Linked DNA regions of Homo sapiens: regions 1, 2, 4, 5, 6 and 7 are each linked to region 3. A link is a contact called in ENCODE Hi-C or POLR2A ChIA-PET data. All regions are on one chromosome and are shown on one strand. The core of a region is the stretch at or near the end of the contact, and the rest is flanking DNA. Distances in the headings are between cores, read along the strand shown.

Region 1 (3,205 bases), core at 384-2,883, 1.4 Mb after region 3:
TTGAACCTGGAAGTGGAGGTGGCAGTGAGACAAGATCGCGCCATTGCACTCTAGCCCGGTGCACTCTGGGTGACAGAGCGAGACTCCGTCTCAAAAAAAAAAAAAAAAAAAAAATTAGCCAGGTGTGGTGGCACACGCCTGTGGTCCCAGCTACTCGAGAGGCTGAGGCAGGAGGACTGATTGAGCCAGGGAGGTTGGTCAGGGTTGCAGTAAGCCATGATCACACTACTGCATGCCAGCCTCGGTGACAGAGTGAGATTCTGTCTCAAAACGAAACAAAACAAAAAAGAATTTTCACCAGTTTTACAGAGGAATGGGTTCCTTAAGCTGTCATGCTGGAAGCTGATCTTATCTAAGGCTGCTTTTGTGTTACAATGGTAGAGTTGAAGAGTTGAATAACTCCAACAGAGATTCTCTAGTCTACAAAGTTGAAAATATTTACTATGTGGTCCTGTACAGAAAAAGCATGCCAACCCTTGCTTACTGCTGCCAATGCTGCTGGTCCACAAACCACACTTTTAGCAGCAAGAACTTAAATTACTTGAGAAGCAGTACTGTACGGGCTGTGAGCTTGGTTCAAAACCCCACCTTGCCATTTACTAGATAAATGGGTTTGTTCTGAGGATTAAATGTGCAAATGTCTAGCACTTTGAAAATACTGAACAATTGATAGCTGTTATCATCATGTTGGAAACTATGTGGAAAGTAAGTATGAGATGTTATATCGTTCTTCAAAGGGTTTTTTTTCCCAGAATATGCAAGCTTTAGAAAAGGGAAACAAGTATTGGCTTTCCAATAAACAAGACGCAACTTCTAATACCTGGGTACATAACAATATTACCTAATGAAAGAATAAACTTTCAAGCTTTTAAGCGTAAGCCTAACTTAAGCCTGACACTGAAATCCTGAATTTTCTATCACAGGAGCATCCAGCTTCTTCCAATAACAATGAATGAAAATAACCTTCAGGAAATGCCAAAACCCAAAAGTCCTATGAAAAAAAGCAGCAATCATCTTTAACATGAGGTTTTGGGCCTAGTTGGCCCTTCCGGTTCTGCCCGTCTCTAGCTACACCCATAAGATGATATAAAGAGAACCTCTCGAGCTTCCACCTCGACTGTCACCGCAGCAGTCGGGGCTGCCGGCCGGTTACCTCGCAATTGAACTCCATCTCGGCGTCCATGGTGACGATCCTCACGGTGAACGTCTTGGGTTGCTTCCTCTTGAGAGAGCTGAAGCTCATGCGGGAAGCGATGGCCCCGGCCATGGCGCGGGGCTCAGGCCCGGGACCCTCGCGCCCCACGGCCTGCACTCTGAGCCCTTTAGCCCCCCTGGAGTTGCTGCACAGGCCTCAGGGCCACCATGGTGGCCGGCTGCCCGGCCCGGGAACGGTCTGGGCTGCGCGGGTCCCCAGCGGCCAGCATGGGCCGCGAGGACCCTGCCTGAGCGGAAAGGGGAGTTGGGGGACGGGCCCTGACGGCTGCAGGGAGGGCACAGGAGCCGGGACCTTCGGTGCAGGCGCGACCCGGCACTCCGGGATTCGGGCCGGAGATGCCGGGGACGCCTCGGGACGGGACCCCTAGACGGCAGCGGCCCAGACTCCGCGCGCCTCTCAGCGGCCGACTAGGGTCACGGGGCCGCGCTGCATCGGGCGCGTACGCGCGCGCGTGGCTGTCACCGTCCTCACTCCGCGCGCCCGCGGGAAGCGCACCCTCCCCACAGCCCGGGGCCTGCTCCCGGCCCCGCCCTCAGGTCGCCCAGACCACTACGCGCAGCGCAACCGAACCGGAGGCTGACGCATAGATGCTGCGATTGGCTGGGAAGGCCAAGGTAGGCAGGACTTTCCCGCTCCGTCCCGCCTCCTTTGGGGTGACTCCACCAATGGAAAGTTTCACTCTAACTGCAAAAAAAGCAGGCCTAGGCTCGGCGTTGAGTGGCTACAGTGGCAGTCACTCTGAATGCTTTTGTGCCTACTCTAACAAGACTGGTTGAGGCGGCGGACCTCTGCTGACCTTACCCGGGAAACCACTTAGAGGCTGGATCCGGGGCGAGGGGAATTGGGTCCTTCGTTGGCCCAGGGAGGGACTCTTCGGTTCAAGTAGGCTCCGAGTGTGGCGCCCCAGGGGACTGCGTTTCGGACACACGGCGAATATTCTTCTTTGGCAGTTAATCACATATACCGACCCCTATGAAACTTTAAAGACACTTGTGGAGGCCTGTTAGGTTTGCTGGCACTTTCCCGCCAGATCCCTCTGCTTCCCTTTAGAATTATTATTATTATTGTTATTATTATTATTATTAATTATTATTATTATTGGGACGGAGTTTCGCTCTTGTTGCCCAGGCTGGAGTGCAGTGGCGCGATCTCGGCTCACTGCAACCTCCGCCTCCCGGGTTCAAGCGATTTTCCGGCGTCAGCCTCCCGAGTAGCTGGGATTACAGGTATGCGTCACCACGCCCGGCTAATTTTGTATTTTTATTAGAGACGGGGTTTCTCCATGTTCGTCAGGCTGGTCTCGAACCTCAGGTGATCCGCCCGCCTCGGCCTCCCGAAGTGCTAGGATTACAGGCGTGAGCCACCACGCCCCGCCTAGAATTATTATTGGTTATACCTACCTCGTGAGGTTGTTGAATTTCAGCGCACTGAATACATATAAGGCTTTAGAGCTGAGCCTGGCATCCTATGAAATTGCTGAATTTGGGTTGAAAATGAAAGCATTCTTTATTTTATACTCTATGATGCCCATTTTTGAACCGTATTCATGTATTATTTATTTAGTGTCATCAAGGGTTCTAACGGGTGTAGGGGGGATAATTACACCTTTCTGTACTTAGATAATAAATTCTATTTTAAAATAGCTCTTAGTAGTCAAATAGGGACAATTTACTGTGTTTTTTCGTTTGTTTTTTGTTTTGAGACAGAGTTTCGCTCTTGTTGCCCAGGCTGGAGTACAATGGGGCGGTCTCGGCTCTCTGCAACCTCCGCCTCCCGGGTTCAAGCAATTCTCCTGCCTCAGCCTCCCCAGTAGTTGGGATTACAGGCACCCGCCACCACGCCCGGCTAATTTTTGTATTTTTAGTAGGGACGGGGTTTCACCATGTTAGCCAGGCTGGTCTCAAACTTCTGACCTCAGGTGATCTGCCCACCTTGGCCTCCCAAAGTGCTGGGATTACAGGCGTGAGCCACCGCGCCCGGTGTACTGAG
Region 2 (3,267 bases), core at 629-3,128, 1.5 Mb before region 3:
AAACAAAAACAAAACAAATAAAAGCATTTCATGACAATCCTAGCTCCACTTGCTCAGTAAAGATATTTTTAAAATAATATCACATGGACATATTTTAAAACTGCACCTTTATTAGAAAATGAGTATACTTTCAGAAAAAATGAGTTTACTTTCACAAGCTGAAGCTTAAATTCTGTCCAGGTAACCAGCCTCAACTGTAAAAAGAAATCTGAAAGAGAAACCAACGTGCCCTTTTGGGCAGTCATATTGAGTTTCACGTCCTTTCAAGACTGCCTAATTTAAAAATAATAAAATATATATATACTTGGTAATACCTTTAAAAAATAAGTTTGAAGATTTATTCAATCTTCTACTCGTAACCTACTGGTAACGATGCCAGTATGTAAAACACACAGGTTTAACAACAAGAAATAACAGTAGGCATGTCACTTACTATAATGTTTAAAAGGAGTTATGTCAGTATCTTATTTAGGGTTTTTTTTTTAATCAGGAAGAAAACAGGCTTACTTTCAATCTAATAATGTCTTAACCAGGAAAATGAAAGGGCGAGAAGTTCAGAATAACGGCCTCATTTTACCCAATTCCCTAAAAATAAGGTGAAAACGTAGGAAGGTTTGCTTTTGTTTTGAAGAATTCACCTAAAAATCCCCAGGGAACATCTTTTTCATTTTTCCTTAGCACACTCAAGTTTCAAATTCACTAGCTCAGTATTTGAAGAGGACCACTCTTACCTTGCCGCTTTACTCCCAAATTATTGTCCCCAAAAAGTATCTTTTAGGGAAACAAAGCAGCTTCACCTGCAGTCCCACAAACCAATAACAGAATATGATCCTTTCTCAACTTTACTGCCCCCAAACTGCAAGCTCTCAAGATCAACGTTTGCCTCAGTTTTAGCAAAAAAGCAACATTTCACCCAAGAAAATGAAATGGTCTGAAACACGCCTACACGCTGTCCTTTCTAAAACTTTTCGGCGGCGAAGTCCAAGCGCTCACCGCGGTGCTCGGCGCATGAACACAACAGAATCTAAAATTGTTGCCGCTTCACAGCAGCGATACAAGCTACCGGTGGCCTCGGATTGAGGGCAGATTTTTAACTTCTAGCAATTTCCAAACTTTTTCATTGAAATACTCCAACAGCTGAAGAAATTAACTCGGACCCCTCACAGTCCAGAAAGGTTTAACCCAAGCCAAGCTCATCATTTCCAACTTGAAATCTAACCAGTTGTGGAAATTGTGCGTTCCCTCCTCTCCCTGGTTCCGTTTACTGCAAAACCAGAAGCCATGACTCACCGAGGAGGGGACCAGAGCCCCCGGGAGGCCGGGCCATGTTCTCCAGGAGCCGGACCCCAGCCGACCACCCGCGCTTCCCGTCGCCTGCACCCTCCGGCTCCGCGACGCCCGGAAGAGCCCGGGCCTCCCGTGAAGGCCCCCCCGGCGTCCCCGCACTTGGCCTATCGCCCGGCCACGCCCGCGCCTGCAGCCCACAGATGACGCCAACCCGCCCTGCACCCACCCCAAGCACTCCCCACTCCCCGCGGGCCGCCCAGCCCCGGCCCCAGCGTACCTGTACCCCCAGGTGCACAGCAGGGACTGCCTCAGGTGCGAGCGCAAATGCCCCAGCGTCGGCTCCGTCTCGGGCACCTCCAGCGGCCAGGTCCGCTTCAGAAGCCGCACCCGCAGCCTCATGACGGCGGCAGGCGGCCCGAGGGGCCTGGACCCGGAAGCGGCGACGGGGACGGCGGCGGGGCCGAGCAGCTCCCGCCCCAAACGGCGACGACCCCGGACTGGCGACTACCGGAGCTGAGGGGTAGCTGAGGCGAAACGGGGAAAGAGCCCCGCCACAGTGGCCGCCCTGCCACTCGGTCTCTGGAATAGAGCGCCCGCCCCTCTCCTGAGGGCGCCTCCTGGAGCCGACCCCGAGAGCTGGAGGCGGGCAGGCGGCCTAAAGGAACCGGGCCTCTCGGGGTCGGCCGATCGATGACTCCGCGCGCAACGGCGCTGCCTGAGAGCGCGGGCACAGTGCGCAGGCGCCGAGATGCGGCCGCTCGCTGGCATCCCAGATTTTCCGCGGCGGTGGCTGGGACTCCCAGTACTTACTCCCTGTGTGCGTGGAACAACGGTAGCGCTGATAGGGATGCTGCAGACAGACAATACAGTCGCCACTCCCCAGGACCAAGTGTCACCCCCTTTCTTCCGTGGCCCTCAGTTCCAGCGGCATCTGCTCTGAGAAGCCTTAGGTTAATCCTTAGGTTGGCCGGGCGCGGTGGCTCACGCCTGTAATCCCAGCACTTTGGGAGGCCGAGGCGGGTGGATCGTTTGAGCCCAGGAGTTCGAGACCAGCCTGGGCAACATGGTGAAACCCCCCCCCCCATCTCTACAAAAAATACAAAAAATTAGGTGTGGTGGCGCCTGCCTGTAGTCCCAGCTAGTTGGGTGGCTGAGGCGGGAGGGTCGATTGAGCCCGGAGGTCGAGGCCTCAATGAGCTGTGATCGCACCACTGCACCTCAGCCTGGTTCCACAGAACGAGACCCTGTCTCAAAAAAAAAGTAGAACTATTTGTAGCCAGTAATCTATGTCCGACAGTTTATTAGAACTCTGTGGCTGCATAACAATCACCCCAAAGTTTAACGCAATAAACATTTGTTGTCCCACAGGTTTTAGAGGTAAAGGGATTTGGGGATGCGTGGCTGGGTGGTTCTGTCTCCAGGTCTCCCATGAGATTACAAACTGTAGGCCAGGGCAGCAGTTATTGACTAGGGCTGGAGGATCGGCCTCCAGGATGGCACAGTCATGACTGTTGGCCAGAGACCTGTTTTCACCACGTGAACCTCCCCATAGGGCTGTTTGAGTGTCCCCATGACATGGCAGCTGGCTTCCTTCAGAGCAGGTGATCCCAGAGAGACCAAGGTATAAGCCACAATGTCTTTTATGACCTAGCTCCAGAGGTCACATACGGCTTTTGTCATATTTACAAACCAACCCTATGTGTGAGAGGATCCAGCCAAAGGTATGAATGCCAACAGACAGGGATCGCTGCGGGCCATCCTGGAGGCTGGCTACCATAGAGGGTCTAACTAATGATAACTTAGATGAGAGAGAGTATCAAGTTTCGTCCTTGTGTGATAACCATAGTCCAAATCCTTAGAGTCAAATAAAGTTTCTCCCAATAGGTGGCAGCACTTGTCCACATCCTGCCCTTGATTCTGCAAATAAATATGTATTGATTGCCTACTTTGTGACAGATACCCCACATGCTGGAGACTCAA
Region 3 (3,270 bases), core at 731-3,230:
GAAAAGGGAATAGTCAATTGATTTTTTCAGACATTTGAATGAAATAGCATAACTGGCTAACATCTAATCAGACAAAATACACTTAAATGTGTTTGTGTTCACTTGCTTAGGGCTGTACCACTTGGTGAGCACCACTCCACAAAACGAAAATGTTTGAAATCCAATTGTTCAAACATTTTTATAGTGTTTGTTGGATAATGGCCTGAAATTTGATAAAAGCAGCTGACAACTAACAAAGAAGCAAAAACTGGCATCTTGGACATCCTAGTATTACACTTGCAAGCAATTAGAACACAAGGAGGGCCAAGGAAAAAGTTTAGCTTTGAATCACTTCCAAATCTACTGATTTTGAGGTTCCGCAGTAGTTCTAACAAAACTTTTCAGACAATGTTAACTTTCGATTAAGAAAGAAAAAAACCCCAAACATCTTCAGGAATTCCATGCCAGGTTCAGTCTCTTCCAGTGAGCCCGCTTGCTAAAAGTCCACGTGCACCATTAATTAGCTGGGCTGGCAGCACCATGTAAAAAGAAGCCTATTCACCACCAACCACACAGCCTAGACATGTAAAGTAGGATCAAGTAATGGATGACAACCATGGTCGTGGAATATGGTCAATGAGAGTCAGAAAAGTACAGGCACCAGTACAAGCAGCAGATAACAGAGTTGACGGGCCAAAGGATAAAATAGGCTTATTTAAATAGGATGCTACAGAACACATCCACTCCTAATTGTAGCTGCTTTACACTGGGTGCCATTGTACCATATGCATCAGCCACCCTTCAGGCACCCCATGGTGAAAGAAAAGGATTCAGAATAGAAGCCAAGCAGGGGACTGTTGTTAACCCCGAATATCCATTATGCATAGAAACAGCTCACATATCCCAGGGACTCAAACAGGGCTTCAAAATGGTTGTGAAGGGTCCCAAATGACATCTAGGCCTCAGTTTCCTCTCTGTAGCATGAAGAAATTGTGATTCTTAACTCTTCTGGGTCACAGCCCCCTTGGAAAACTTGCTAGCGATGGATCATCATTCCCCTAAAACGCACATTCCCACAAATTCCCATCATTCCCCCAAACCGCACATTCCCACAATTTCAGGAAGTTTGGGGATCCCCAACTCCAATCCAAGGTTCCCAGGTTCAAAACCCAAGGATTGGGGAACTGCTAAGTTTTCTTACAACTCAAAAAAAATTATAAACAATAACCATCCTTTACGTACACCCACGCTTTATAGTTTACAAAGCGATTTCAACCCCACACACATTGATAGGCAGAGGAGGAAACTGAGGCGCAGACAAATTACAGAGTGACTCGCCTAAGGTCACTCCGCCAACTGGTGGCTAGGCCCGGAAGAAAACCCAGCTCTTCCGACTCCGGAGCTCGTCTCCCCACCCCGGGGCTGCCGCCAGAGCTCCCGCCCCTCACTAAGGCGGCATAAGGAGGAAAAGGCAAAGTAGAAATCCCACAACCAACCATCCTCCGGCCCCCTCCTGCCCCCCCAACTGGGTCCTTGCAGGCCCCGAAGGGTGGCGCCAGGCCTCCAAGCCGGCCCCGGCCACCCCCGCCTCCCCGGCCGCTCCAAATCCCGCGGCCGCTGCCGCCGCCGCCTCCCCCGGAGCGGGGCGGAGCAGCTGCCCGCCGCCGCCGACCACCCGGACGACTCCTCGTCGAATCGCAAACGCATAGGCCGCCGCCCGAGTTCTGCGTACGAGAAGAAAGACGCGGCGCGAGCGCCAACGGCCACCGGGCGCGCGCCGCGGCGGCCGGGCCTGCGCCCCAAGAGCTGGATGCCAGAGCAGGAGAAAGAGCCGCCAACCGATCGCTCGATCGACCGCACGCCCGTTCCTTCGCCCTACCAGACCCGGGAGGGGGGGAGGGCGCGCCAGGGCTTCTTCGATTTAGGGGCCTGACTCCCCGGCGACGAGACAAGATGGCTCCTCCGGTCCGCACCGCAGCTACCGTCCCGGCTGCGTCGCTCGGCCCGCCCCCGGTACTGTTTCTTTAAATGGCGGAGAGGGTCAGGAAAGCAGGAAGAGAGGCGCACGCTGTCACGTGACAGGGGCGGGACCGGCCAACCAAGATCCGGTCACATGGGGACACGCAGCCCGCCAATCAGGAGGCTGTACATCAGGGCGGGGGCGGGAGGAGCTGCAGCTTTGTGATTGGCTGAATGCTCCGCGGAGGCCTCGGGGGCTTGGGGCGTCGGGGAGTGTGCGAGGTGGCCGGGGCTGTGTGCACTATCGGAGACAAAGCGGTGGCTGTGGTGTCTGTGACGGCGGCGGCAGAGCAGCTCTAAACGCCGAATTTCGTGTTGCTGAATCCTGTCACCATCTCAACTAGCGCGGCGCGCGGGCGGCGCGCGGGCGGCGGCGGAGGCAGCGGCGGCGGCGGCGGAGGCGGCAGCAGCACATGGTTCCAAGAGCGCTCTGCGGCTGTTGGGTTCCAATTCCGCGGGGAGGGACAAAGGCAGTTGTGAGATCCGGGTAGTGCCCGGTCAGGTGGTGCGCTCGCCACTGCCCTCGATCCGGTCCTTGGAAGCCGGGAGTAGCTCCTCTTCGTGGGGAGGCGGCCACGGGACCGAGGCCCGGGAAGGGCCTGGGAGGCTGAGGCTGTTGTCTGAGGGACGTGGGGGCGGGGCGCGGCCTGCCCGAGGTGCTGTGGGCGGGTCATTTGTGAGGTGTTTATGTGGGCCAAGTGTGAGGTAATCTGACCACCACCCTGAACTGGGTTTGGTCCGGCTTTGAAAAAAGAAATCGTGAGTGCCTAGGAGCTTTTTCACTTGGGAGGTGGTGAAGCTGCAACTTGCGCCATATAACACTCCGTCGACATCTTGGTCTCCGGTCTTGGGCCTGTTTAAGAATCCTGGCATCACGTGTGGCGAAGACATGGCTGATCAGTTTTCTGACAGAAGTGGGTAAATTTCCGCGTTGGTAAATTTCCTGACAGGAAATTTCGGGGAACCAAAAAAGGCTGGAAGAACATGAAGATGGAGCAGTCATAAACCACCCACTCAAGGACCATCTCCTTCAGGACCATCCACACGAGACTCAGATTGTCTGAATTGAGCTATCGCAACTTAATGCTAAAAGCTCCTTAAAGCTACAGATTTATGACATAGTTCCTTCCAAAATATTACATCATAAATCATTGAGAAGATTAAAAAAAAACACTTGAAGAAATTGTAGTTTTAAACATCTCTGCATATATTTTGGATAGCTACTAGGTTACTTTAACTGTCATTAAGGAGCACAGACTTACTGAAGCTTTA
Region 4 (3,130 bases), core at 131-2,630, 1.2 Mb after region 3:
AGGCTGAGGTGGGAAGATCACTTGAACCCAGGAGGTCAAGGCTGCAGTGAGCTGTGATCATGCCACTGCACTCCAACCTGGGCGACAGAGTGAGATCCTGTCTCAAAAAAACAAAACAAAACAAAAAAAAGCACAAGGAAAATGGGTGAGTTATAACAACATACTTGGATGTCTCTCCAGATCAATGGGAGTGGTTAACAGAACCACTTGCAAGAGATGGGACAGTAGCAATGCTTTCATATGGGGCAGGAAGTTGCACTGGTCACAGGCAGCATAGCACTAGTGGACAGTGCCTTCCCGGGCTGCAGAGTCAGACAGTCTCAAATTAAAAACACAAGTGAGTGGTGGAACAGGGCTATATGTATAAGGCCTACTCCAGCACAGTCATAATTTAGCGATATAAAGCATGCACTGCACCTAGCACAGTGCATGATACATAAAAGTCAAAAATGTGTTGCGATTCCTACCTCATGCTTCCACTTTCTCCTGAGGAATGTAAGCAATGATTATTTTTCAGTGGTACCACCTACCAGGCATGTGGCACCCTGCCTGCATCTCATGTAATCCTCACAATCGTGCTCAGGTTACTATTAATATCTCCATCTCACAGTTAAAACGGAGTTCAGAGAAGAAACTTGCTCAACTTAATGCCACAGTTAAGTGACAAGGACCAGTGTTCCTATCCAAGGCTTTCTGATTTCATAGCCCCCACTCTCAACCATTAATACCAACTGTCTACGTGGGAAGCCTTGGGGACCAGAAGCGCCGTCTGAAACTTCAGCCACGGCGTCTAAGGTGTCTAACGTCCTTTTCACGACCGTCGCCTGCTCAAATCTGCCCTTGAAACTCTGAGAGACAGGGGTCCCGTTTCTGGCCCTGACTTGCCCCTGGCTTCCTGTGCAGCTAGTAAGTCCTTTGCTCTCACTAGCCTTTAGTTTTTGCTTCTGATAATGGGCAAGTGGGTATGTAGGGTGGCACACAGCAATACTTACAACCCCTGCAAAATGAAATATATTAACCTCGCTTAACGTTTTAGAATTCACATCAAGCCAAGGGGACAGACGGCGGACTCGAGACAGAAGACGCCGACGGTTTACCCCTTACCCCCTTCCTGGTAAAAGTATACTGAGTCCCATCCCACCTCTACTCCACTGTCACCCCTCAGGCGGGTCCAAGGTCAGGGATGGCACAGGCCCTCACCCCCTCGTTGATGTGGTCGTAGATAGCGTCCGCGCCTTGATCGAAGGCGCGCTCGAAGAACATGACGCCCACGATGATGGTGAGGGCGAAGGTGGAGGTCCTGCGGAACAGCAGGGAGTACAATTTCGAAGTCAACGTCGCGGCCGCCATGTTTCTTCACAGTCCAACTCGCGCCACCGCGCCTGCGCTGGGGCCGACCTCGTTCCCCAAAGGCCCTAGACGTGCAACACTTTATGGGATTTGTAGTTCCTCTGAATCTCAGCCTTCGTGTTTTGAACCACAGAGGTATTCCTATCCTGGGAATGAGGAAAAAAACTCAAAAGGTTCATATCAGGACAGCCCAGATAATCTGATAAGATTTATTACCCAATTTTTCTTCTCCAGAATTCCTGGCTGTTAGAATATGTCAAACTACAACTCCCAGAAGCCCTCGCGCGCCATCACCTTCTCCCCGCCCTCCGCCCAGTCCCGGCTTAGATTCCCAAAGCTCTCTGGGAAGGGCGAACTGATGGCCAAGGCGAGACTACGAATCCCAGCAAGCAGTACGCGACGCGAGGACGCAGGAGGAGGAGCCCGGAGCTGCAGCCACCGGGGAGCCAGGTACCTTCCGCGAGACGTCGAGGGGCGAGTCCTAGTCTCTTTTCTCCGCACTGGAAGACTTGAACACTTCCTTCTCTGTGCGTACGCCCTGCGGCGGGACGCACCATTTCTTGGGATAGGGTGTGGATAGAGGGGCGAGGGCAGCTGGGTTCCCGAGACCCTGGCTCAACTCTTCGCCTTGTCCCCTGCACCAGCCCCAAGTCTAGGCCAGGAGCTGGAGCCTGCGGCAAAAGTCTTGTCCTGGAGGTTAAACCCTTCACCCTGGATTAAGGGCAGGGACGGATCTGCCCTGCTTCCTGTTCCTCTCACCCCTGGGCTTCGCACCGGGCAACCCTGGTTTGGAAGGCTGGAGACTTGGAACCTGCTTGGGATTGAAAAGAGCAAGGGCTTTGGAGTACCTGGGGCATTCAACAGATGTTTTCCCAGCGCCTGTTCTGGTCCCTGCTCTGGGGACCCAGCAGTGAACAAAGTCCTTGCTCTCACAGAGCGCTCAATCTACGGAGTGGGCGGGTGGGGAGATGCAGTACAGCAAACAGATAGTGCTTTGGTTGACTGGAGAGGCAGTGGTGGTGACATTGCACCCTGGGTAGCTGCTCTGGGGGGTGACACTTGACTAGAGACCTGAATGAATAGTAGAGTTGAACAGGAAAACGTTGGTGCAAAGGCCTTGAGGCAGCTACAGTCCTGGGATGTTTGAGGGAAAGAAGTAGAGTGGACTGTGAAGAGGTTGACTCCGGTCAGCTCATGTCTGGCCTTGGAACCCACCTTACGGAGTCTTGTTTTCTTTGGTTTTTGTTTTTAGAGACAGGGTCTCACTGTGTTGCCCAGGCTGGTCTCCAACTCCTGGGCTCAAGCAATCTTCCTGCCTCGCCCCCCAAGGTGCGTGAGCCACCGCGTCTGGCCAAGGAGTCTTGTCTTTTTCTAGTTGCACTAGGAGGCCATTGAAGGGTTTTCAGGAGAAATGCGACAAGATTTAATGTGCACTTTAATGTCATCATCCTGGCTGGTCTATGGAGAGTGGACCGCAAGGGGGAAGTTATTGTAGTAGATCATTTGAGGGAAGATGGGTGGTTATTTATTTGAGATGGAGTCTCGGTCTGTCGTCCAGACTGGAGTGTAGTGGTGCTATCTCGGCTTACTGCAACCTCCGCCTCCCGGGTTCAAGTGATTCTCCTGCTTCAGCCTCCCGAGTGGCTGGGATTACAGGCGCCTGCCACCATGCCTGGCTAATTTTTTTTTTTAGTAGAGACAGGGTTTCACCATGTTGGCCAGGCTAGTCTCAAACTCCTGACTTCAGGTGATCCTCCCATCTTGGCCTCCCAAAGTGCTG
Region 5 (3,265 bases), core at 132-2,631, 1.4 Mb before region 3:
AGTCCCAGCTGCTTGGGAGGCTGAGGCAGGAGAATCGCTTGAACCTGGGAGGCGGAGGTTGCAGTGAGCCGAGATGGCACCACTGCACTCCAGCCTGGCGACAGAGCAAGACTCCAACTCAAAAAAATAATAAAATAAAATAAGACATAGAAAAGGGAAGAGACCTAAGGTTGCACAGACATCAAGGCTTGATTTTAAAAGAGAATTCTTTACCTCTGAAATCTTTCCAAGAAGGAACAGGGTAACCACAGGAAACTCTAAAAGTTGTATCACTTCAAGCTTTGGGATTTTTCACCCACCACAGATTCAATGAAATGGCAGTGCAGAGTACTAAACTCAGACAATTCATAACTGAGAATGATATTAATGTGTCAGAGCACCTAATCAATGGGGAGAAATTGGGGCAGAAGAGAAGAAAAGCGGAACCAGTGTAGATAATGCAACAAATGAATGGAAACTACATACTGTTTTTTGCAGCACTTACAGTCTAGTGGGGGAATGGAAAGAGGAGAGCTGTTTATAGAGTGCTTGCCGTGTGCCAAGCCCCGTGCTGATTACCCCTCCAGTGTCACTTCATTTAGCCTTCTACTCAAGAAAGAATTATGATCCCATTTTAGAGATGACGAAACAGAGATAAGAGGGGTTAATCACACCAAGTCAGTAAATGGCACAGATAGAAATTGAATCTTGCGTCTTTCTAATCCCAAAGTTGCAGTTGTTGACATGAGGCCGAACTGGAAACTGAAATCACTTAAAGCTCACTTACCACTATGAACAAGAGACACGGCGTATAAAAGCATGATTAAAGAGGTCTTGATCATCAAATGCGGCTAGACTGGGGAGTTTTGGCGATCCATAAGGGCTGTGATTTGATCATTTTGTAGTATATGTCTGGCCACAATAGATGCACCCACAAGTGTTTGTCAGAATAAATGATAAGCTGCCATGCTTCATTCTTTGGGATGCTCCTTTCTGACCAAAAAAGTTATTTGGTGTATATCCAGATTCATTCTGAAACATAAATGTTCAGCTATGGTATTTACTCAAACAGGTTTTTCTTTCTCAGCTGCTGGCGTTATCTTTTTCCCCTCCCAGCTGAGGGTGTAAACTCCAAGCCAATGCACCGAACCTGACCCAGACTCAAGGTGTTTTCATAAGCTGCTGAAAAGCATTTCCAAAACAAAAGATAACTAGATTATACTTTAAACTTCTGGATTTCGCTTAGCTGTAGTTTAGAGGAAATCGACTAATAAAGATCCTAAAGTTATACACTACAGGACAGTACAACTTAACCAGAGGAAAGACATTGGCCTGAAGAATTTTGAGCCTCGGCGCTTGCCGTTGCTCATCTGCTGCGGCGCTGGTCGCGCCTGCGCTTTGGTTCTTGGAAGGCGGTGCTCTGAGAAGCCGGACTACGCGGCAGCGGCTCTTCAAAGCGGAGCCGGGAGTTTTTGCTACAGTTTTCGCCACCATGAGTCGCAGCTATAATGATGAGCTGCAGTTCTTGGAGAAGATCAATAAAAACTGCTGGAGGATCAAGAAGGGCTTCGTGCCCAACATGCAGGTAAGGCAGGAGAGCAAATGGCGGGGCCTTCCGTGCTCCGTCCCCGGCCCGGCCGGCGTCCACTGCGCCCTCTGGACCTCCCCTGACCACTGGGTCCGCCCCGGCCCCTTGCAGAGTTTCCCTCATCCCGTCCTTCTCCCCTCACGGTTCTGGGGCCGCCCAACCTGTTCCGGCACCACCTCCCGCCAGGAGAGGTCCCCGAACCACGAGGACAAGCTAAGTGCGGTGGATATGGGAATCTAAATAAATACGAAATTGGGGTTTCCAAAGCGTTTTCACAGATCAGTCTCATAAACGTATCGTGAGCTGTTTTACGTTCACAGAAACTTCAGTGATCTTTTCCAGGGTGGAACAGCCAGCCCCAGGTTCATTTGCTGGGACTGGAATTCACCTCCTCTGAGTCATGCTGGTTATTTAAATAACGTTTACAAACCTTTGTTCACTAAACCAGGTTTTCAGCATTCAGTATCGCATGTTGGTTTTTAATAAAGCGATGTCATTTCTTGCAGTAGCGCAGGGCAGGGCCTGTTTGATTTTAATATTCACTTCACAGAAGGACCTCGAGGATCTGTCGGTGACATAGCTTCCTCTACCCACCTAGGAAGAAGCTCAGCCAGGACTTGATGTCCGGTTTACTTCTTTGACGTCCCAGATGGAGACTTGAGGGCTCAGGATCATCAGATAGTTTGAAAGCCTGGGCTCTGTATCTCTCGGCCTTCATCACCATCTGTGCTCATATTTTTATTAATGTGAAAAAAGAAAACGTTTATGAAGTTTTGCAACGTATTTTTAAATAGTTTTTGAAATCCCTGAAGGTGCCAAGTAAATGCTTCAAAGGTTTACCGTCTCGTCTCACGTCTTGGTAAACAGCTCCCAATAGTCACTCCATTCTTTTATTCAGAATCAAAGCTTACTGAGTTTCCCTTGTTGGCAAGTCACTTACACTGAGGGAAGAAAAAGCGCACGGGGATAAATCTGTGTTCTGTTTGCTGTTTGGCCACTTTCTTTGTGTGGAAACCGTTACCCTGAAGGAAGGAATAGAAAATCTAACATAGGGAGAGCGCAGTGGTTCATGGCCTGTAATCCCAACGCTTTGGGAGGCCAAGGCGGGAAGATCCTTTGTGCCTAGGACTTTGGAGACCTGCCTGGGCAATATAGTGGGACCCTGTCTCTACAAAAAAAATTTAATTAGCCAGGCGGGGTGGTGTGCACCACAGCTACTCAGGAGGCTGAGGCAGGGGGATCGCTTGAGCCTGGGAGATCTTGGCTGCAGTGACCCGTGATCATTCTAAACTGCACTCCAGCCTAGGTGACAGAGTGAGTCTCAAAAAAAAAAAAAAAGAAAAGAAAAAGAAAACACCATGACATGATTATCTGTAGGATCTAATAACACAGACTGTCATTGTCTGGCAGGTGTTCTGACTCAGCCTTTGATGCACACACTGCTGCTCATTCTATCTAGGGGCAAGTCTCATTTTGCTAGGCAGTTCTGGTTTAAGTTTGTATACAGCACTTTACTACCACCTTTCCTTTGGGAATAGAGACTTGGAATGTTAATGCATTGCTCTTAAAACGCTATTGACTTCTAAGCGTGAATTGTGCTTCCATATGAGAGCAGTGAATTTCACACAGATAATCATCTGTTACTAAATCTCCATTTCTCCCCCAAGACCCACATGTTGGACTAAAAATTTCTCTTTA
Region 6 (3,301 bases), core at 802-3,301, 1.1 Mb after region 3:
GACGAAGTCTCGCTATGTTGCCTAAGATGGCCTCAGACTTCTGGGCTCAAGCAATCTTCCCACCTTAGCCCCCCGAAGTGTTGGGATTATAGGCATGAGCCACGGTGCCCGGCCCCTATTGCCTTCTTTTATTTATTTATTTATTTTTAATTTTTAGAGACTGGGTCTTGCTATGTTGCTCAGGCTCAATTTGAACTCCTAGGCGCAAACAATCCTCCTGCTTCAGCCTCCCAACCTGCTGGAACCATAAGCATGTGCCACCACTCTTGGCTTCCCTATTAACTTTTAGGCTTGCATGCTTTGATGAAGCAGGCTGCTACACTGGAGAAGCCTACGTGACAAGCCTTTAGCCAAAATCCAGCTAGGAACTGAGACCCTTAGTCCAACAACCATTAAGGAACTGAATTTAGCCACTAGACATGGGAAGCAGATCCTTTTTGAGTTGAGCCTTTAAATGAGACTCCAGCCCTGGCCGATATCTTGATTGCAGTCTTGTGGGTGACCCTGATGCAGAGGAGCCAGCTATGCCATCCTCAGATTCCTGGCCCACAGAAAATGTGAGATAATAAATATGTTTGTTGGCCAGGTGTGGTGGCTCACGCCTGTAACCCCAGCACTTTGGAAGGCTGAGGCAGGCGGATCACGACGTCAAGAGATCGAGACCATCCTGGCCAACATGGTGAAACTCCGTCTCTACTAAAAATACAAAAATTAGCTGGGCCTGGTGGCTCATGCCTGTAGTCCTGCCTACTTGGGAGGCTGAGGCAGGAGAATCGCTTGAACCCACTGTAACCTCCGGGAGGCAGAGGTTACAGTGAGCCAAGATCACACCACTGCACTCCAGCCTGGTGACAGAGTGAGACTCTGTCTCAAAATAAATAAATAAATAAATGTGTTTGTTATAAGTGGCAAGCAGTGTGTTGTTATAAGTTTGTGGTAATATGTTATGCAGCAATACAAAACTAATATAATATCCAGCCCCTCTCATCTCATTTCTGGTTTACAGCCCATCTCTCCTATTTCCTTAGCACCCTGCATTCATCACACTGACTCATTGCTATTGGTTTTCTTGCACTTCCTATCCTGTAAGCCCCTTGAAGACAGGCACTGAACTAAGCATTCCTTGTAGCCCTAGTGCAGATAGCAGGGGTTGGCAGGAGTGTCCTGGGAAATATTTCACAATCCCAGGGTGGGGTTGTGTTCTCCATTCGGGGGCTTCTATAACACCCCAATAATGATGGTGGTTGGTTTTGAATTCTTACTGTGTACCAGGCACTGAGATGAAGCCAGGAATGTGTGTTCTTAACAAGTTTTCTGTGATGATTCTGATCCATAGTCAGGCTTAGGAACCACTAAACCTACATTACCTGAGACATTCTGTAGAAAAAATTGCATCCTTCTCTTAGGATAGCTATACTTGTAACTTCCTTAAACAAAACAGAACAAAACTGTATTGCATACATACAGAAAAATGCACAAATCTTAAGCGTACAATTTGATGAATTTTCCAAAGTGAACACATCTACATGGCTACCACCGAGATGAAGACAGGGGGTGACCCCAGCCTCACTTGTGGCCCCTCCCAGCCCACAGCCCCAGAGGAAACCACCAATTTTAACACCATCACTACTCATGAGTTCTGTCTGTTCTAGAATTTCCCGTAAATGAAATCGCAGTCTGTACTTGTACATCTGCTTAACATTATGTTCGTGCTTTTGACTTGTTAAAATTTCTCTTCTGGATTAAATATGTAAAACGGTGACTAAGGAGGTCGGGCAGAAGGTGGAAGCCTGGGATTCCGAGACGTCCTCTCAGGTGCCATACTTGGATTTCCCGAGAGGTGTAATCACACAGCCCGCCCTCAGCTGACCTATTCTCTGCTTAAGCAGGAAGGGAGATAGGAGGGGAAGGGGGCGTGGCTACAGACGCCGAGTGTGGGGCGGAGTCTTAAGAAGAGAGGCGCAACCCGGGTCCGGCTTCCCGGCGGTAGTTTGCTCGGCTCTGGGGGCGGGGCCAGGCCGAGACTTCCTGTCTGCTCCTGCGGAATCGCAGTTTGACCCCGGAAGTGCGGGCGCTCAGGGAGCTGTCACCGTGGTCGGCGGCGGCGGCGGCGGCGGCGGCACAGAGCCGGTGGTGGAGCCGCCGAGGTGAGTGCGTGGCTGGTCCCTGCCAGATGCAGGGCAAGGGACCCCGGAGGAGCCGCGGCTATGCCTTGGGCAGCCTTGGCTCTCCCATCCTCTGGCCTCCATTGCGGGGCCCACGCTTACGCTACCTGAGGGGTTGTGAGCCGCCTCTCGAGACTTGGCCGCCAGGGTCAGGAGCCACGGGTTCGAAGTTCGGCCCCAGAGTGGCGTTGGACCAGCCACGATCCCCCCACGTCCTCACACCCGGGGCTTCAGTTTCCTCAGGGTTCATTCATTCGTTCAGCAAATATTTGTGGAGTGCTTCCTATGTGCCAGACACAGATCTAGACATTGGGGATACAAAGAAAGCAAGACAGACAAGGCTTCTGCCCTCATGGAGCTTACAGTCTAGTGGGAGGAGATGGTCAACGACAAGCAAATGCACAAGGTCATTAAAGCTATGACAGTAACTGGGAGAGTGGATACTATAGGCAGAGCCATCAGAAGGTCTCTGAGGAGAGTAGTATTTAATTGAGAGACTAGAGGAATGATGACAAAGAGGCTGAGGGAGCAGTAGCCCCGGGGATGCTCCCAGGCCATATTGCAATTGGGTGCTTGTAGGGAGCTCCCCCTCCCTTTCTTAGCTTTTGGCTTTTGCTGTCCTGCCTGGCAGGGGAATACAGTGGTGGGCACAGACATAGTCATGATTATTGTTTGTCCTTTTGGAGCTCAAAGTTCAGATTGTCCAGTTAATTTATTTTTTCCCCCCAAGACGGGGTCTTGCTCTGTCGCCCAGGCTGGAGTGCAGTGGCGTGATCTCGTCCCACTGCAACCTCCGCCTCCCGGGTTCAAGCGATTCTCCTGCCTCAGCCTCCTGAGTAGCTAGGATTACAGGCATGCACCACCACGCCCTGCTAATTTTTTTTTTTTTTTTCGGTAGAGACGGGGTTTCACCTTGCTAGCCAGGATGGTCTCGATCTCCTGGCCTCGTGATCCGCCCGCCTTGGCCTCCCAAAGCGCTGGGATTACAGGCGTGAGCCATCGCGCCCAGCCCTGCCTACTTAATTTGTACCCGTGCTTTAGACAAAAACTCAGGTCTTCCTTGACATCACTTCTTCCTCAAGCCAGGTCTCTCTTTTAAATGCTGCCACAGCTTCATGAGCCTTATCTACATAGCT
Region 7 (3,192 bases), core at 271-2,770, 1.7 Mb after region 3:
GTGGATAGGGCACCTAGGAAACCACTTCCCACCGGGAGGTTAGCTGTGGTATTTCAGTCCTCTCTTCTACCGGCACTCTTTGGTATCCACTCTTTGGTATCCCGGCACGAACAGCCAACACTTACCTGTTTATTGACCACAGATGGGGAGAATTCTTAAACTGTCCTTAAGTTGCTGGATTCTGGACTCCAAAAACTCTGGAGTGCCCAGAACTTTTCCTGTCTTCCTTCTCATCTTCTCCCACTGTCTCTAAGGCCTGGAACCAGGTGGCCTGAGAATACCCCCGGGGCAAAAATGCTCCACCCTGCCAATTTTCGCGGGTTAGTGTACCCACAGATTGCGAACTGCAGGTGATGGCTAGGCGACACTCTTAAACGCTCCTTCCATCAAGGACCACTCTACTCCCATTTTGGAGTTCCCAACCGGGGCTTGCTTGCAAGTGCCTTTAAGATTGCTTCTACTGGCCTTTTTTCCCCTCTCCTCTGTCGACCTACGAAATCAACAGGCCTGCCGGCCTAACGCAGGCGAATAAACGTGCGAGGCCACTGCTGAAACATAATTCAAATGAAGGCTCGGCCTTTTGTTCCTCCTAGGTCAGAGAGACCAGAAATATCTTTCTGGTAGCGTTTCTCGTCTCTCGACCCAGGCTGGCCTTATTATACAACGGATGTCCCTCGGCGTTTGCAGAAAAAGGGCCCTGGGAAGCCACTTAATTGGTTTTGGGGGAGGGGAGGACGTGGATTAATAACGATAAAAATGGAGAAGCCCAAGAAAGCGGCAAACTGGGGGCCCTGGAGGAGGGAAGCACATTCTGTCTAAAGCCCAGGCGAGCAGAAGTTCGGCTTGGGGCTGGAAGCCACAGAGGGGGCAGCTCGGCAGCGCCAGACGCCCCAGCCGACTGGGTCTTAAGGATGACGGGGCTCCCGCTCATAGGCCGGCACCCCTCGGCCCACAAATCCACGGTATCTTTATTTGCTTTTTCCCCTGGTTTCTCAGGAAACCCTGAAAACGGGGAGGGAGGCCTCACAGGGACAGCAGCCTGCGGGCCCCCCGGCGGTTTCATAGTGACCGGCTTGAGGCCTGGCCAAATCCTCCCCTTCACGCAGGGCCTCGAAGGCCGCAGGCCCCGCCCACGTGGCGGGAGGCCCGGAGCTCAGGGCGCGAGGACCGCCACACAATGGAGGCCAAGGCGGGCCCCGCGCGCCCCCGCCGCAGCAAGCCCCCCGCGCGCCACGGGCGCCGGAAGATTCCAGAACCGGCCCGCCCGGTTGGGGGAGGGGAGAGGAATGCGGATCCCCGAGCTCGTCGGGCCGCGGCGGGTGCCTCAACCCCCTCTCGGCAACTCCACTCAGTCTTCCCAGCCAAGCCCAGAGACGAACGACCCCCAGTTTGGGCGTTCCGGCTACCGCCGGCGCGACCGCAGTTCCACCATACTCACCCGTGGACGCCATTTTCTCTCCTTCCTCCTCGTTCTCTCAACGTCCGTCTCCCTCTCGCTTTCCCTCTAGGCGCCGCACTGCGCAGGCGCAAATCTCGCAACCCCGGGCGCGACCATCGGGCCAGGCCACGGGGGTGGGGTCAGGAGGGATGAACCACCGCTTACTCGTTCTTCGCGTCCGCAACTCTTGTCCCAGTCCTCTCTAAAGAGCGCCCGACGTGACACTCGGGCCAAAATAGCATCTAAGGGGCCAGAGCGGGGGTGAGCGGGTCTCAGCGTGAAACCGGAGAGGCTCTCAGCACGAGACTAGGCTGTTTGGAATGGTTCCGTCCGCTGGCTCTAGGGACGGTCGCTGAAGAGTCGGCCCTGCAGGGAGACGGAGATCGGCGGGAGGGCTGGGGGAAGGGACCCGGACTAGAACAACTGCTGACTAATCCGCGGGCCGCGGGGAATGGGTGGCGCGCCAGCCGGTCGGCAGGGGTCACGCGGCCGGGTGTGCGCGGAATGGATTCAGGGTTCTCGGGTCGCGCCCGGGAGCTAGAGTCCTGACTCCCAGCCGGGGTCCCCGACCGGCCTTTCGGGGTTGCCGGGCGCGCTCTGCAGTGAGTACCCGGGACGCGTGGCCCGGGCCAGCGGGGAAGGGTCCCCAAGGCCGGTCGGCTGGGTGGGAGGCCTCGAACGCCGTGCCTGGCCCCGAGACCCTATCCCCGGTAACGGTCGAGGTGGAGCAGGCCCTTTAATCATCCCTCATCCGATATCCTTGTTTCTACAGAAGGGGAAACTGAGGCCCAAGGAAATTGAGTATCTCTGCAAAGTCACCAGCTGAGTTCGAACCAGACAGATCCTGGGACCCCCTACTCTATCCGCCACCGGAAGAATCTCCGTCCTTGTCTTTCCATTCTGCCCTCCCGGCTTCCCAGTAAGGTAGGCAGGGCCTGGTGGTGCACTGCCCCGTTTCATAGATTGAAGAAAGTGAGGTCCAGGGGGCTCAAGTCCCAGTTCCGAGTGTCCACGGGTAAGCCCTTCACCCTTGCTAAGGTGCCCAGAGCTGGGGAATGGTTGTGAGGTGTCGATGCAGGAGGAGGTTTACGGTGGGTGCCTTGGCCCCAAACCCTGCCTCCAGGCAAGGCTGACCCTGCCCACCTTCCTGGACCTCTAGCCCCAGCCCCCTAGGTGGATGCCCGGGTCCGCGAAGGGCAGGGTTCACCTTCAAATCCCTCGGCAGGACCAGGAGCCAAGCTAGTGTCCTTTTTTCAGTGAACATATATAAAGCACTGGCTGTGTGCTGTGAATACCCTGGGGAATGTGGGGTTGGATCAGAGGAGCCATGAGCTCAGACCACCTGCCTAGGGAGACAGACTGGCCAAGCTGTGCTCCTAAGGATAAGATCCATGATGTTAGGGGGCCAGAGGAGGGGAAGGGATATTTGAGCTGGGCTTCCAAGGGTGAAATAGGAGTTTGCCTGCTGGCAAAATGGAGGGAAGGACAATGCAGGCAGAGGAGCTTTCCACATTTTTCCTGCAGGAAACTGGTAGATGTGGAGAAGGCGCTTGGCAGGGGAGCAAATTAGGCAGCCTTCTTGTCTCTCTGGGATCCTGCTTCCTGCCCTGAATCAGCTCAGTGGGAGTCCTGGGACCGAGAGGCCTGACCAGGGGTGAAGACCTACAGGCCCTGGAGGACAGGCTGGATGCAAGAGAACAGCACGGGGGAGAAGGCCTTGCTTTGGTGGGCAGGGAAAGGCCATGTTTGAGGGC

The links. A loop is a pair of places that touch in the nucleus more often than their neighbours do. ChIA-PET counts read pairs that join two places held with the same protein, here RNA polymerase II (POLR2A). Pooled maps may share reads with other maps.
Region 1: a map of naive thymus-derived CD4-positive, alpha-beta T cell shows a loop between it and region 3 (27-fold over the local background). The contact joins the promoter of NF2 here to the promoter of TUG1 in region 3. A Hi-C loop is called at or near these places in 1 of 168 maps with a recorded cell type or tissue (naive thymus-derived CD4-positive, alpha-beta T cell) and 8 of 50 pooled maps. POLR2A ChIA-PET finds 5 or more read pairs at or near these places in 1 of 52 experiments (A549).
Region 2: a map of CD14-positive monocyte shows a loop between it and region 3 (7-fold over the local background). The contact joins the promoter of FBXO7 here to the promoter of TUG1 in region 3. A Hi-C loop is called at or near these places in 2 of 168 maps with a recorded cell type or tissue (CD14-positive monocyte and CD4-positive, alpha-beta T cell), 6 of 37 single-sample maps with no recorded cell type and 9 of 50 pooled maps. POLR2A ChIA-PET finds 5 or more read pairs at or near these places in 1 of 52 experiments (CD4-positive, alpha-beta memory T cell).
Region 4: a loop to region 3 is called in a map of CD8-positive, alpha-beta T cell, with 7 times the contacts of the local background. The contact joins the promoter of UQCR10 here to the promoter of TUG1 in region 3. A Hi-C loop is called at or near these places in 1 of 168 maps with a recorded cell type or tissue (CD8-positive, alpha-beta T cell), 2 of 37 single-sample maps with no recorded cell type and 9 of 50 pooled maps. POLR2A ChIA-PET finds 5 or more read pairs at or near these places in 1 of 52 experiments (activated CD4-positive, alpha-beta memory T cell).
Region 5: a loop to region 3 is called in a map of B cell, with 8 times the contacts of the local background. The contact joins the promoter of RTCB here to the promoter of TUG1 in region 3. A Hi-C loop is called at or near these places in 2 of 168 maps with a recorded cell type or tissue (B cell and CD8-positive, alpha-beta T cell) and 5 of 50 pooled maps.
Region 6: a map of B cell shows a loop between it and region 3 (15-fold over the local background). The contact joins the promoter of ASCC2 here to the promoter of TUG1 in region 3. A Hi-C loop is called at or near these places in 1 of 168 maps with a recorded cell type or tissue (B cell) and 8 of 50 pooled maps. POLR2A ChIA-PET finds 5 or more read pairs at or near these places in 1 of 52 experiments (activated CD8-positive, alpha-beta T cell).
Region 7: a loop to region 3 is called in a pooled map, with 25 times the contacts of the local background. The contact joins the promoter of EWSR1 here to the promoter of TUG1 in region 3. A Hi-C loop is called at or near these places in 1 of 37 single-sample maps with no recorded cell type and 9 of 50 pooled maps. POLR2A ChIA-PET finds 5 or more read pairs at or near these places in 1 of 52 experiments (K562).

What each region holds. Positions count from the first base shown.
Region 1 is chr22:29,602,061-29,605,265 of GRCh38, reverse strand. It overlaps NF2 (NF2, moesin-ezrin-radixin like (MERLIN) tumor suppressor), which reads right to left and starts at 1,633. Exons shown (of 16, transcript NM_000268.4): 1 at 1,154-1,633. The coding sequence starts at 1,267. RefSeq lists a silencer at 1,288-1,867 and an enhancer at 2,118-2,247.
Region 2 is chr22:32,473,422-32,476,688 of GRCh38, reverse strand. It overlaps FBXO7 (F-box protein 7), which reads right to left and starts at 1,878. Exons shown (of 9, transcript NM_012179.4): 1 at 1,565-1,878. The coding sequence starts at 1,686. RefSeq lists enhancers at 1,362-1,531, 1,117-1,617, 1,786-1,955, 1,618-2,118, 2,844-2,903 and silencers at 1,288-1,597, 1,608-1,797.
Region 3 is chr22:30,967,975-30,971,244 of GRCh38, reverse strand. TUG1 (taurine up-regulated 1) reads right to left here and starts at 1,980. Exons shown (of 3, transcript NM_001396518.1): 1 at 1-1,980. The coding sequence starts at 1,888. The coding sequence ends at 1,427. MORC2 (MORC family CW-type zinc finger 2) reads left to right here and starts at 2,471. Exons shown (of 26, transcript NM_001303256.3): 1 at 2,471-3,270. RefSeq lists a silencer at 1,460-1,709 and an enhancer at 1,740-2,069.
Region 4 is chr22:29,765,619-29,768,748 of GRCh38, reverse strand. It overlaps UQCR10 (ubiquinol-cytochrome c reductase, complex III subunit X), which reads right to left and starts at 1,380. Exons shown (of 2, transcript NM_013387.4): 1 at 1,201-1,380. The coding sequence starts at 1,350. ZMAT5 (zinc finger matrin-type 5) reads left to right here and starts at 1,742. Exons shown (of 6, transcript NM_001003692.2): 1 at 1,742-1,877. RefSeq lists enhancers at 1,249-1,298, 1,208-1,857, 1,659-1,888, 1,858-2,507.
Region 5 is chr22:32,410,363-32,413,627 of GRCh38, reverse strand. It overlaps RTCB (RNA 2',3'-cyclic phosphate and 5'-OH ligase), which reads left to right and starts at 1,381. Exons shown (of 12, transcript NM_014306.5): 1 at 1,381-1,564. The coding sequence starts at 1,472. RefSeq lists an enhancer at 1,232-1,411.
Region 6 is chr22:29,837,024-29,840,324 of GRCh38, reverse strand. ASCC2 (activating signal cointegrator 1 complex subunit 2) reads left to right here and starts at 2,051. Exons shown (of 20, transcript NM_032204.5): 1 at 2,051-2,147. RefSeq lists an enhancer at 1,719-1,778.
Region 7 is chr22:29,266,596-29,269,787 of GRCh38, reverse strand. It overlaps EWSR1 (EWS RNA binding protein 1), which reads right to left and starts at 1,520. Exons shown (of 17, transcript NM_005243.4): 1 at 1,439-1,520. The coding sequence starts at 1,451. RHBDD3 (rhomboid domain containing 3) reads left to right here and starts at 1,807. Exons shown (of 7, transcript NM_012265.3): 1 at 1,807-2,040; 2 at 2,211-2,362. RefSeq lists a silencer at 1,175-1,264 and enhancers at 1,435-1,494, 1,605-1,664, 1,057-1,928.